Regions from separate parts of the Homo sapiens genome. Here region 2 is linked to region 1. The links are chromatin loops, found by intact Hi-C in ENCODE. Cell type or tissue: endothelial cell of umbilical vein. All regions are shown on one strand. Each heading gives the region's core, and the rest is flanking DNA. Links, peaks and the distances in the headings are about the cores only.

Evidence for each region. A loop is a pair of places that touch in the nucleus more often than their neighbours do. Peaks named below come from ENCODE experiments on the same cell type or tissue, not always from the same donor. Only the 100,000 strongest peaks of a DNase experiment are listed, where the experiment ranks them.
Region 2: a loop joins it to region 1, with 3 times the contacts of the local background. A loop is called at or near these places in 1 of 110 quality-filtered maps.

Annotation. Positions count from the first base shown.
Region 1 is chr2:161,075,033-161,081,114 of GRCh38, forward strand. No RefSeq gene overlaps it. Among named protein-coding and RNA genes, the nearest start is that of TANK-AS1, 82 kb to the right of the region's middle. In endothelial cell of umbilical vein, for the core only: no CTCF peak of the experiment used is centred there; DNase peaks (open chromatin) are centred at 1,779 and 2,509; H3K27ac peaks cover 3,610 bases.
Region 2 is chr2:160,207,652-160,213,733 of GRCh38, forward strand. No RefSeq gene overlaps it. Among named protein-coding and RNA genes, the nearest start is that of ITGB6, 10 kb to the left of the region's middle. RefSeq lists enhancers at 1,918-2,007, 2,148-2,217, 2,868-2,917. In endothelial cell of umbilical vein, for the core only: a CTCF peak has its summit at 3,206 (motif pointing left); DNase peaks (open chromatin) are centred at 2,040 and 3,210; H3K27ac peaks cover 2,704 bases.

The DNA.
Region 1 (6,082 bases), core at 832-4,831:
ATAGGGGCAGGAATTGTCAAGTTATTAATTCAATAGTTAGATTTAGAAATGAGTAAGATATACATGTCTTGCTCAGATATTGTAAAAGTGATATATTGATAAATTATTACAGAAAATATTGCAAAATATTTTTAACTTCACCATATGTATAGCTATTGCCTATATTGCAACTTTTATCATCTCTTAAAGCAATATGTAGATCTACTCATAATGTAAAAAATCAATATCTTTTACATGCTTCAAAAATTTTAAGCTAAAACCTATATATATACACAAATCCGAGTAATATAAACTAATCCTACAGAATTTCTACAGCTTTGTGCAACTGTTTCAAATATTGCACTAATTTATGAGTACCTCTAGAACCACAAATTGGAACAAGAAGTGAAGCGAGAAAATAGACATTCAGCACTGGGATACTTCACCATAACAAGAATCTATTTCATGCATGTTAATTAAGAGGGAGAATTTAACAAGTTAGACATTTATATTTTCATGTAGCTCAGTGTTTCCACTGCTCCTGGATTCCAAGTAGTGTGTGTCTTCCATACCAATAGTATTTCAACCCATACACTTCCATGCCATTTGAACGGGTGACTTTTGTTTTGAGGCCATCAAGCAGATTTGAAGAAGGATTTCTCTGTGGCCTGAATGGTGTTTGTCCTGAGACTGAATTTTTAGGATTACCAAGTGACAGAGGCACCCATGCATTCTTTAATGAATTCATTTTATGTGTGATACAAGGGGCCCTCTAAATTGTAGGACCTGGACAGAGACTCCTCTTTCCTGGGCTAAGAGCTGTACTCATTGCAGCAATGCAGAGGGACATTCCAAAAGGAATTAAGTCACTTATGTAAATCCTTCAGGAGAGATTTTGCCAGCCTCCTTTTCACCTTACCTCCTGTTCATCATTAATTATGCATGGTTGAGAAGATGTAAGAAAAACAAAATAGTATGATTTAGCACAAGCTTGTCCAACCCGCAGCCTTGATCCCACGTGCAGCCCAGGACGGCTTTGAATGTGGCCCAACACAAATTCATACTTTCTTAAAACATAATGTGATTTTGGGGGATTTTTGTTGTTGTTGTTCTCAGCTATCATTACTATTAGCGTATTTTTTGTATGGCCCAAGACAATTCTTCCAATGTGACCCAGGAAAGCCAAAATATTGGACACCCCTGATTTAGTACATCTTACATTCTTAAGCATTGATATAAGCACTTTATGTGCTTTAACATATTTTTATCTTCACAACCAAAGAAATAAATAATCTTATTATTCCTTTTTTTTAATGAGAAAATTGAGACACAAAGGTTACACAACTTGCCTCAGGTCACAGAGCTGGGAAGCAGTGGAGCTGGTAGGACAGAAATTAGTCAATGATTCTTTTATTCCGTGACTTCTTCCTTCTTCAGGTCTTACTTTTGATTTGCTTTTTGATTAAAGATTTTCTCAAAACAGTGCTAACACATTTAACAATGTGTTAAAACTGCTTGGGTTCTAATCCTGACTCTACCACTTGCCAACTGGGTATCCTTAGAAGTCACACTCTGTAAAGCAGAAACGGTCATAGTACCAATCTCATAGTGTTAATGTGAGAAATAAATCATGTAATAATGTACAGCATTTTTAATATTAGGTGCCATGTAAATGTTTGCTTTTGTTATTGTTCTGTTATTATGTATGGTTTATTTTCTAAGCTGCCCAATATGGAAAAAATCGTGACTTTCTTAGAGCTCTGTTGTGTGGTAGTTGAGTTAAAATATGAAAGACACTTAAAACAATGCCAGGCCAGGCGTGGTCGTTCCTGCCTGTAATCCCAGCACTTTAGGAGGCTGAGGCGATCACCTGAAGTCAGGAGTTTGAGTCCAGCCTGGGCAACATGGCAAAATCCCATCTCTACTAAAAATACAAAAATTAGCTGGGCATGGTGGCAGCCGTCTGTAATCCCAGGTACTCGGGAGGCTGAGGCAGGAGAGTCGCTTTAACTCGGGAGGCAGAGGTTGCAGTGAGCCAAGATCGCGCCACTACACTCCAGCCTGGGTGACAGAGCTCCATCTCAAAACAAACAAACAAACTTTGTATGTCCGTGTGTCAGTGGGGCTCATTCCAACATTTTGCCCCAGCACACTGAGGCGTGAGGCACGCTTCCAGAAGTAGCAGGGGCTACTGGGATATTTTGAGAGTATTTAAATAGTGAGCAGAAGGAACAGATAAGGGGAGAAAGTAGAGAATTAAACATGAGAGAGAACAAAAGAACAATGAAAAGTGTGAGGCCTTGGAAGAACTGTGAGAAATGGAATTCAAAGGGTTATTAAGGAATTAACCTCAGGAAGGAAAAGGAGCACATATTCGTGTGTAATACAGGGTAACAAAGAATGACTAGTGAGAATGAAGATGTTTACAGATTAGTTGGCAGAACTGGGGGAAATTTCTCTCTGGTGACCTCAATTTTCCCTATAAAATAGGAAGTGAAGTCATCTGTTGGACATAGTGAGAGCCAAATTTTGAAGAGAGAATAGAGGAAGTTTGAAATAGTAGCTGCAGAGAAGGGAAGAGATAATGGGACAGGCTTGAAGACCTAAATGACTTTACAATGGTTCAGAACACATGATGTGGCTGTGCGGTTTCCTTTAACACTGCTCAGAAATACTGTATGAGTTCAGGGAAAACAGCTGGGTTGGGGTTTTGCGAGGCTGTCACTATGGAAGGAAATACAGGTTTAAAGATACTGACAAAACAAAGGATGAAGTGATAAACCACAATGTCTAGATTCAGTTGACAAGGAAGATGACGGGGGAGTTGGGAGCAAGAAGTGGGGTTTATTTGGGGACACAGGTGACATTGAAGGATTGGGTGGCAGTAGCCAAATGTGAAGGTCACAAGGCAGTATAACTATGGTCAGAGATTTCCCAACAGTACAGATTTGAATGTAATATTTCAGAAGGTTCTGGATCATGACAGCATCAGGGTGCTGCCCTGGGAGGAGGGGCTGAAGAGAAACACAGTAAAAGTCCCTAGAGATGAGAAAATAAAGAAACTGAGAGGCCAAGCAATTGGATGGTATATTAGTTTGCTAGGGCTTCCCAAGTGCCACAGACTGGGTGGCTTAAACCACAGAAATTCATTTCCTCACAGTTGTGGAGGCTGGCACTCTGAGATCAAGGCGTGAGCAAGGTCTTTCTTCAGAGGCTTGTCTTGGCTTGTCGGTAGCCGTATTCTCCCTGTGCCTTTAAGTGTTCTTTCTTCTCTGTCTGTGAACTAATCTTCCCTTACAAGGACATGGGTCATATTGGATTGAGACCAATCTCCAAAGACTTCATTTAACCTTCATTAACTCTTTAAAGACCCCATTTCCAAATATAGTCATATCCTGGGGCAATAGAACTTAGGACTTCAACATATGAATGGGGATGGAGCTGAAAACACAATTTAGCCCACAACAGAATGGTCATTCAGGAAGAGACAGAGGGCACCCAGAATGGTGGTAAAATGGGTAGAGATGATGAGGGGAAATGAGGTACCCAACTCTTCAGTGTTTAAGGTGGCTAATTAGCTTGTTGCTGTTTCATAGAGTTTGTGTATTCCTCCATATTATTTAGGATTCCAAGCCATTTTTTTGTGCAGTATTTTTTTCATAGACCCATAACCCATGTCAGTTTTTTTGTTGTAGTGTCAATTTTTGTCTTTTACCAAAGACAGGGATTGTGGCTTGTACAACCCTATCCATTCAGCTAAGTGTGAGCCCCTCATTGACTGTGTAGCTGGAAATCTGGCTAAAATGACAAGTACCTGGACAAACATTCGTCATATATGACAGCATAAGACTAACAGAGAATCCACTCTCACTCCACCCCACTCTCACTCCATGGCTAGATTCTCTGACACACTGAACATAGAGCATAAAACAAAGCCTCAACCTACAATGCACACACATACTCCTAGAACTCTTAGAACTTTCCCATTTTCTACCCTTGTCATAATAAAAATGCCTACCATTTATTGAACAAAGCATTGTACAAGGTACTATGCTTTGTGCTGTACATTCACTATCTCATTTAATACTAACAGCAACCCTAGATGAGGAAATTGAGTAGAGAGAGGTTAAATAACCCACTTAGAGTCACCTAGCTAGTAAGTGGCAAGTCTGTCTGACTCTTCAAGTACTACATTCAACTACAGTGCTTTATTTGTGGGGACCAAATCTCCCCAGATGCAATGGCATGCCACCAATCCCATTCCCTTCCAGGGTGTTTATGAATTGATGTGGAAAGTGGGAGTGAAGAACAGTATACCTCAAAAAGTACTTCTTTTGTCATCCATTTTTTTTCTTGATTGTTCTAAACCCTGGACCAATCAGCAGGGCTCATGGAGAAATACTTGGCTTTTTACCTTCTTTCAGCTTAGCTGTCCTGTTATATTTCAGGAGGCAATTATTAGCTAACTTAAAAATTGTTTTTCCTCAATCTGCTTTTATTTCCTTGTGGAAATGGATACAAATTTTTATAGGTTTTAGCAATAGATTATCTGTCAGTTTTAGTTTTAGCATGAGGTAATGTGAGGTTTGCCTTTTACCAGTATTTCATAAACATTTAGTGGGCGAGTGGGAGAAATTGAATCAGTGGCTGCCAATTGCATGCCATTTTATTATAGGATTTTCTCCCTTTGTGTTTTTTATACCTCTTTCTCTCATGATGGTACTTTCTATTATCTCAGAAAACCATTAGGGTCATTGACAATTTAGTGTTTGAAGTTGCTGAGCTGAGAGGGACATTAACGTCAAGTCATAATGAGAATCTACCTACCCATTTATCAAGTAGGTTTTTCCTCTTTGTAGACCCTTTGGGCTTTGGCGGTTGAGACTAGAAGGATTAAGTTAGAATACAGAGGATAATTTATTGCTATGAAAATTTTCCAACTCTGCTCAACTTGGGTTCAGATTAATAATCAACTCATGAGACACAAAAGACTTCACTTAACTCCAAATTTACTTTGTTTTTAGAAAGAATCAAAAAGTAACAGCACAGTATGTAAAGTAACAGTGTAGTAGAGGTCTCGCAACTCCTAGGCACAGCTTCCAATGTCCAAATCCCACACACTTGGGAAATGTATGGTCATAATGACAGATGAAGCTGAGTAGACACAGCATCTCTAAGCTCAAGGAAGCCATATGTCTCAGTCTGTTTTTTGCTGCTGTTATACCACAAACTGGGTAATTTAAAAAGAAGTTTCCTTGGTTCATGGTTCTGGAGACCAGGAAGTCCAAGACTGAGGAGCCATATCTGGTGAAGGTCTTCTTGCTGCATTATAACAGCAGAAAGCATCATATAGTGAGAAGAGTGACAGCACTCAAGACAGAGAAAAAGGGGGACAGACTCTCACAATCACAAACCTATTCCTGAAATAATGTTGTTAATCCATTCATGAGGGCAGAGCCCCACGACCTAATCACCTCTTTTTTTTTTCTTTTGAGACACAGTCTCATTCCCTCACCCAGGCTGGAGTGCAGTGGCACGATCTCAGCTCACTGTAACCTCCACCTCCCGAGTTCAAGCAATTATCATGACTCAACGTCCCAAGTAGCTGGGATTATAGGTGCATGCCACCATGCCCTGTTAATTTTTTTGTATTTTTAGTAGAGACAGGGTTTCACCATGTCTTGAACTCCTGACCTCAAATTCCTGATCCGCTCTCCTAAGCTTCCCAAAGTGCTGGCAATATAGATGTCAGCCACCACACTCGGCCCTAATCACCTCTTAACACCATCACAATGACAACTGAATATCAGTATTAGTTTTAGAGGGGACATTCAAACCATAGCACCATCAGTTCTGGCATATCTTCACCTTTCATACCTCGCTAGCTGTGCAGCTGCATCTCATCAATACTGGTTACTCGCTACTTGATAGACAATGTTAACAGTAAGGTACAGGTGCTAGGTTTCATAGACAATAGAACTTGCATTTATTTTAGATCTGGCATAGGGAAACTTTTTTCTGATGAAAAATATATTTTTATTTATAATGCTTTAACATGTAGGGAATTGGATAAGATTTTTTTTGTTGTTTTCTTTTTAATTTT
Region 2 (6,082 bases), core at 1,243-5,242, 870 kb before region 1:
CATTTTAGTGAGAACTTACCAAGTGCCCGGCATCATTCAATATTGTATTAGGGTAGCCCTATTTTGTTCTCACAAGGCCCCAATAAAATGGGGACTATTCTATTTTCATTTACCAGATAAGGAAACTGAGGCATGGAAAAGTTACACAACTTTCCCTCACTGCTCAGAAAACAGGGCCCTGGAGACAGATCGCTACCCTCCCACCTGAGTTCAGAATCACCCTGCAAACCGCCTCCTGGTAGATAAGAGATGTACAAAGAATCATCAAAAAGATGCCAACAAGAAGTGAAATTCCACGAGGAACTTGAAAAATATGTTCGCCTGTCTATCTCAGGGCTCTGGTTCCAGCTCTAGCTCTGTGTCTAGTGATTTCCTTTTGGGTTTGTTTGTTGCTTATCCTGTAGATCATTGGCTGCCAAAAATGAGACAAAGATGTGGTCCTGGATTGTACCATCTTTCTCTGCTTTAAAGTCAGTACAAATCACTTAAAAACAAAATGAAACAAAACATGTTGCCTGGCCCTTCAGGGGAAGCTGAGCCTGCTGGTCAGGAGCCAGGGCCTGGCATTGAGTCCAGGAGAGCACGACTGTGGGCATTTCCTGTGGTCGGGAGATGACTCAGGATGAACTCCGGCCTCTGAGCCACAGGCAGCCCCGGCACTTCACAGTTACCACCCACACCCCACCCTACTCTGGAGCCTGGCAGTCACACTGCCAGCTACAGGGAGCCTGTCCTGTGAGTTAGGCCTGCTCCAGAGGCCCATGCAGTCAGGGTTCAGAAATTATATTGAAGTCTAAAAGAATTGAACTCTTTCTGTCTTTTAGTTTGTGGAATAAATCCAAAGACGAGATTTTCCAGAAAAATACCATTGGATGTGAATTTATTCTGAATTGACTCTGAGAACTAGACTCGTTAGGCCCCTTTTTCCTATCTGTGAAACAAATAGCAAGACGTCACATGAACAAACACTGATTGCCGAGTGGTTCACTCATTCACAGCTTGCAGAGCTGCTGAGCCTTCTTTTTTCATTTACTCATTTATTGCTTCAGCAGCCGCCTGTGGAGACCCCACAATGGACCAGGCACTGTTCTGAGAGCACAGTGTTGATTAAAACCGACAGGGTCTCTGCCTCATGGAGCTTACATTCCAGTGGGAGAGACAGACAAGAAACACACGAACAAATAAAGATGTCAGATGGTAACAAATGCTGAGAAAAATAAAGGATGGCAAGGGGTCAGAGAGTGGCCAAGGTGGGGTGGCCAGCAAAGCCTCTCTGCTCAGGTGGTGTTTAGGCATAGCCTTGGGGAAAGGAGGGAGGGCATCGCAGGGCTCTCTGGAGGACAAGCAGTCCTGCCTGTGGGAAGAGCAAGTGCAAGGTCCTGGTACGGGATGGTTTGTGGACAAGCAAGGTGGCGAGCGAGGCTGAAGCAGAGTGAGTAGGTGAACTCAAGGAGTCCAGAGGAGATGAGCCAGACAGGCAAAGGGAAGAGGGCAGCTCATGAAGGAGGGGTGGGTTCGGGGGGGCGATGGTCAGGGCTCCAGATTTGTATTCTGAGTGAGAAGGGAAGCTTTTATGGAGTTTTGGTTGGACATGATGTAGCTTATAAGGTGGCAAGTATGCACAGACTATAAGACGATAAGGATGGAAGCTGGGGGGCCTTATTGCAGGCTGTTTCAGCAGAGATTATGACAGCTTGGTCTATGGTGGGAGTAAAGGAGGAAGTGAGAAGTGTTTGGATTCTGGATATATTTCCAAGATAGACATGATTTACAAACAGATTCCTCATAGGGAGGGAGAGAAATCAAGGGATCAACGATGACTCTAGCAGTTATTGAGGCCCTGAATCAATAACCCCACCATCACCACCAGGGTTCTCCAGCTGTTTCAGAGAGAGAATACCATCTGCTCATCAGCAGAGTCATCGGGAGCTCTAATCTGCTCTAACAACTTGGAGGGTCATGAGGAGTCATAACTCTGCAAAAAGCATTCCATGGTAGAACCAGAAAGGTCTGAACTATGCAGGCCAGTGCTGTATGGAGACTGTTTGTATGCTGTGTTAACATTCCTTCAGTCCAGTGGAGGTCTGATTAGCCAGCATCTTCTGTTCTGGAATTCCCCATGACTTTTTGGTTGCAAAAGAAAACCTGGAAAATCCCTGTGGTCCTCTAGTTCTCTCTAGCTGTGCTGATAGACTAATTGGGGTTAGTTTCAGTAACAAAAGTCTCCCCTAACAGAATAAAAAAATACTCCTCTTAAGAAGGCAGAAGAGATGGGTATATTTTCTTTTAAAAACTCCTTGGAAAGTGGAAGGACTTCAAACTTCTTTTGACCTTAAAGATGCAATTTATTCAGCTGCAACAATAGGGAAAGTTCTAATCCTTTAAAAAGCTGGGAGAAATGGTGGCCAGTAATTATTATCTTTTTATTGTTGTTTTTTTAGACAAGGCCTCACTCTATCACTGGGCTAGAGTGCAGTGGCATAATCCTAGCCTCACTACAGCCTTAAACTTTGGGGCTCAAGCGATCCTCCCACCTCAGTCTCCTAAGTAGCTGGGCACATGCCACCATGCCAAACTAATTAAAAAAATTTTTTATAAAGATGGAGGTCTTACTTTGTTGCCCAGGCTGGCCTAAAACTCTAGATCTCAAGTGATCCTCTTGCCTCAGCCAGTGATCATGTTTGAGGCACATCCTTGGGTGGGTCCGTGGAGGATTTATTACTTTTAACTGCCATTTTATGGAATTTTCTGATTGTTTCAGATGCATACTCAGTGAATCCTGTCAGTAAGTTTTCAGGGAATCAAATAGAGTAAAGGATTGGGTATGAGGTGAACACCCTAATCGTTAAAAAGGCTAAACAATAAATTATTCTAACAAGCTAATCAAAATGGCATTAACCTGGTGATGTCTCAAGACTTGGAAGTGGAGAAAGAAGAAAAGCCTTTAAAGCAAATTCAGCTGGCCTCTAATTAAAGACGGTGTGTCAGATTTTTACACCACAACAGACGTAACGAATCTATATATTGTTGGGCATAATTACTTCCAGACAAAAAGCGGCTCCGGTGAGCAGTCAGGTGTGAGGCTTGTTTGGGGAAGTATGAAAACCACCTGCCTGGGCTGCAATCTCTGTTGCGTCCTGACTACTCTGGCTGGAACTTTGCTGCTCCTGAGCCCAGGGCCCTTTCCTGGCACCCCCTAGCGGTTGAGGGTGTAACAACCGAGGCATGATGAAGCGAGAGGCTCACAGTAGTTTCAACATTTATTAAAGGAAGGAAATGAATCATTTTCTTTATATCAAGGAGTTCGATGTTTTAAAGTTTCAATCAAAACACAAATAGGAAAGTTTTTTGATAAAAGACAATTGCTGTTAGTTGCAAATATTGGGGGAGGGGCAAACATTCCCTATGCGTTGATGAAATTAAGTTATCTTGGACACCAATAGAGTAAGGCTCAGCAGCATGGAAAAGGCAGTTGTCAGCCCTGGTCTCAGTCCAGACCTTGGTGGATTGATTATTGGACATTTGTGGCATGGTATAGATTGGTCTTGAAATTGTTTAGGCCCTATTAGGCAACCAAAGATTAGGAAGACAGGATTTAAACGTTAACCAACAGAAGGATTTATTTTTATGAATGTTGCTGGAGGAGGAGCACAGCTTCCTAAAATGTGATCTGAAGTGAGCTGTTAATCCTTGCCCTGATAATGAAATGCTCCTGCAGTTTATTTAATATAGACTATTAAATCTTCCATCAGAAACTCACAATGTGCATTATAACCTATTAAACACTTCAAGAAGCCCCACAGGGAAGAAAATTGTTTACTTTTGTTTAACAATTAAACAAAAAACTATTTTCATTATCCTATGATAATATTGTAGTCAGATTTCTTAGGAAAAGGCGGGTGTGAATTCATGTGTTTACTGCTGCCTTTTTTGTGCATTCTGCAATTCAAAGATCTTTCAAGATGGGTTTTCCAGGAGACGATTCATTTTCCCAGGAAAGCCCAGAGAGGAGGTCCATTTTGATAATAGTTCAGATAAAACACTTGCAATAGTGATGGCTCATTATAAATTTCTGGACTCAGACCCAGCCTTATAACCTAGTATAGTTAACCTAGTGACTATAGCCCAGATACTACAGTTTTATTACTGAATGACGTAGACTGGTTTTCTTTGCGAAATGAATTTCGAATACGGCTATCTATTGTTTTCCTGTATCTTCTGGGCAGAGGATCCCAGTTGCTGCTTGCATCTGCCCTTGGTCTCTTTCTTTTTGGTACAATAGCCTGTCCTCAAGCTGTCATCTGCCTGTCTGTCCATCTACCCATCTTACTTGCAGAAGGTCCAGAAGAGTAGCTCCGTTAAGGAAACAGCATTCTCTTCCTAAGGTAGGAAGCATCTCTTCAGGTGAGAAAGTGTGCAGCATTTTTTCCAAACTTGGATTTTCTGCTGCTTTCTTATGATGCAGGCATCAGGCAAGGTGGGAGCAATCTGAATGAGTTTGGCTCTCTTCTGTTGACACCGTCATTCTTAAAATGACCAGTTTTATCAAGAGTGTGCTTCTTTCATTGTTGCAGTAATCTGAATGAATGTATATGTATATATATGGTCATTTGTCCACCTCCTGGGGTCAAAATAGTATATAAGAGTCACTGCAATTCATTCTGCTTGGTTTTCTAAGGAAAAAGTAAAATATGATGTAGGTGTTTTAAAAATGGAATCCAGTAGCAGATAGGAAACAAAAAGGAGATATATTTGCAATTTGTGAGTCTTTCTCTTTTTTTCCATTTTTCTCAGATAAACAAGGTAGATCTTGTTTGCATGAGCTACATGCAATTACAGTAGTAGTCAGAGTCACAGTTTGAAAAGATCTAAAAACCAAGAAACACTGAGGCATGAAACAAAGTTTAGTTACTACATTGGCTTTACTTAGCTTTGGAATGAGTCAAAATTACAGTTATAATAACATTTTCAGACAACCTTACTCTAAATATGTCACATCATCTCACTTAAAAAAATGATTTAGCCTGTTTCATGGAACATTGCAAGTACGAATTCCTTGTTCCTGATAACAGCCCTAAAACAATAATAGCGAACAATGTCTCTTATAATATGCCAAACACTGTTATAAATCTTTATCACAATGTGAGGTGAGGTACTGATATTTTCCCCATTTAAATAATAATATGTAATTTAATATTTTAGAAGAGTTTTAGATTAGTACAATTTCTATATATCCCATAGCCAGCCGTCCCTATTATTAATATCTTATGTGAGTATGGTACATTTGTTACAATTTTTTTTTGAGACAGAGTCTCACTCTGTCGCCCAGGCTGGAGTGCCGTCTTGGCTCACTGCAACCTCTGCCTCCTGGATTCAAGTGATTCTCCTGCCTCAGCCTCCCGAGTAGCTGGGATTACAGGCATGTGCCACCACACCTGGCTAATTTTTGTATTTTTAGTAGGGGCGGGGTTTCACCATATTGGCAAGGCTGGTCTCGAACTTCTGACCTCAGGTGATCTGCCTGCCTTGGCCTCCCAGAGTGCTGGGATTACAGGTGAGAGTCACCGCACCTAGCCCATTTGTTACAATTAATAAACAAATATTAATACATTATTATTATCTAAAGTCCATACTTTTTTTCAGACTTCCTTAGTTTTTACCAAATGTCTTTTTTTCTGCTCAAGGCTCCTCTTGAATTCTCCCCATTTTACAGAAGAAAAAGAAAATGACTCAGGTTAAATAACTTGGTCGCAGTCTCATAGGCACTAAGCGGAAAAGTTGGCCTCAAATCCAGGCAGTCTGATGGTAGGCAGGTGGTTAACCTTAATACTAAACTATCGTTACCTTAATAGTGTTATTCAACTTGAATGACTGATTTGTCCAGGCAGCAGAGCAGCAGGGTAGTGTGCACACCTTACCCAGGGGGCTCCGCTGGTAGTCAGGGACTGGCCAGAGTCACATGGGCAGTTTTCAGTACTAGAACTAGAACAACAGCTCCGATTCTCAGAGCGTTGGGTGGCCTAAAACAACATAAATCAATTTTCTGACACACGGTTCAGGGAACCAGAAGCCTGAAAGCAAG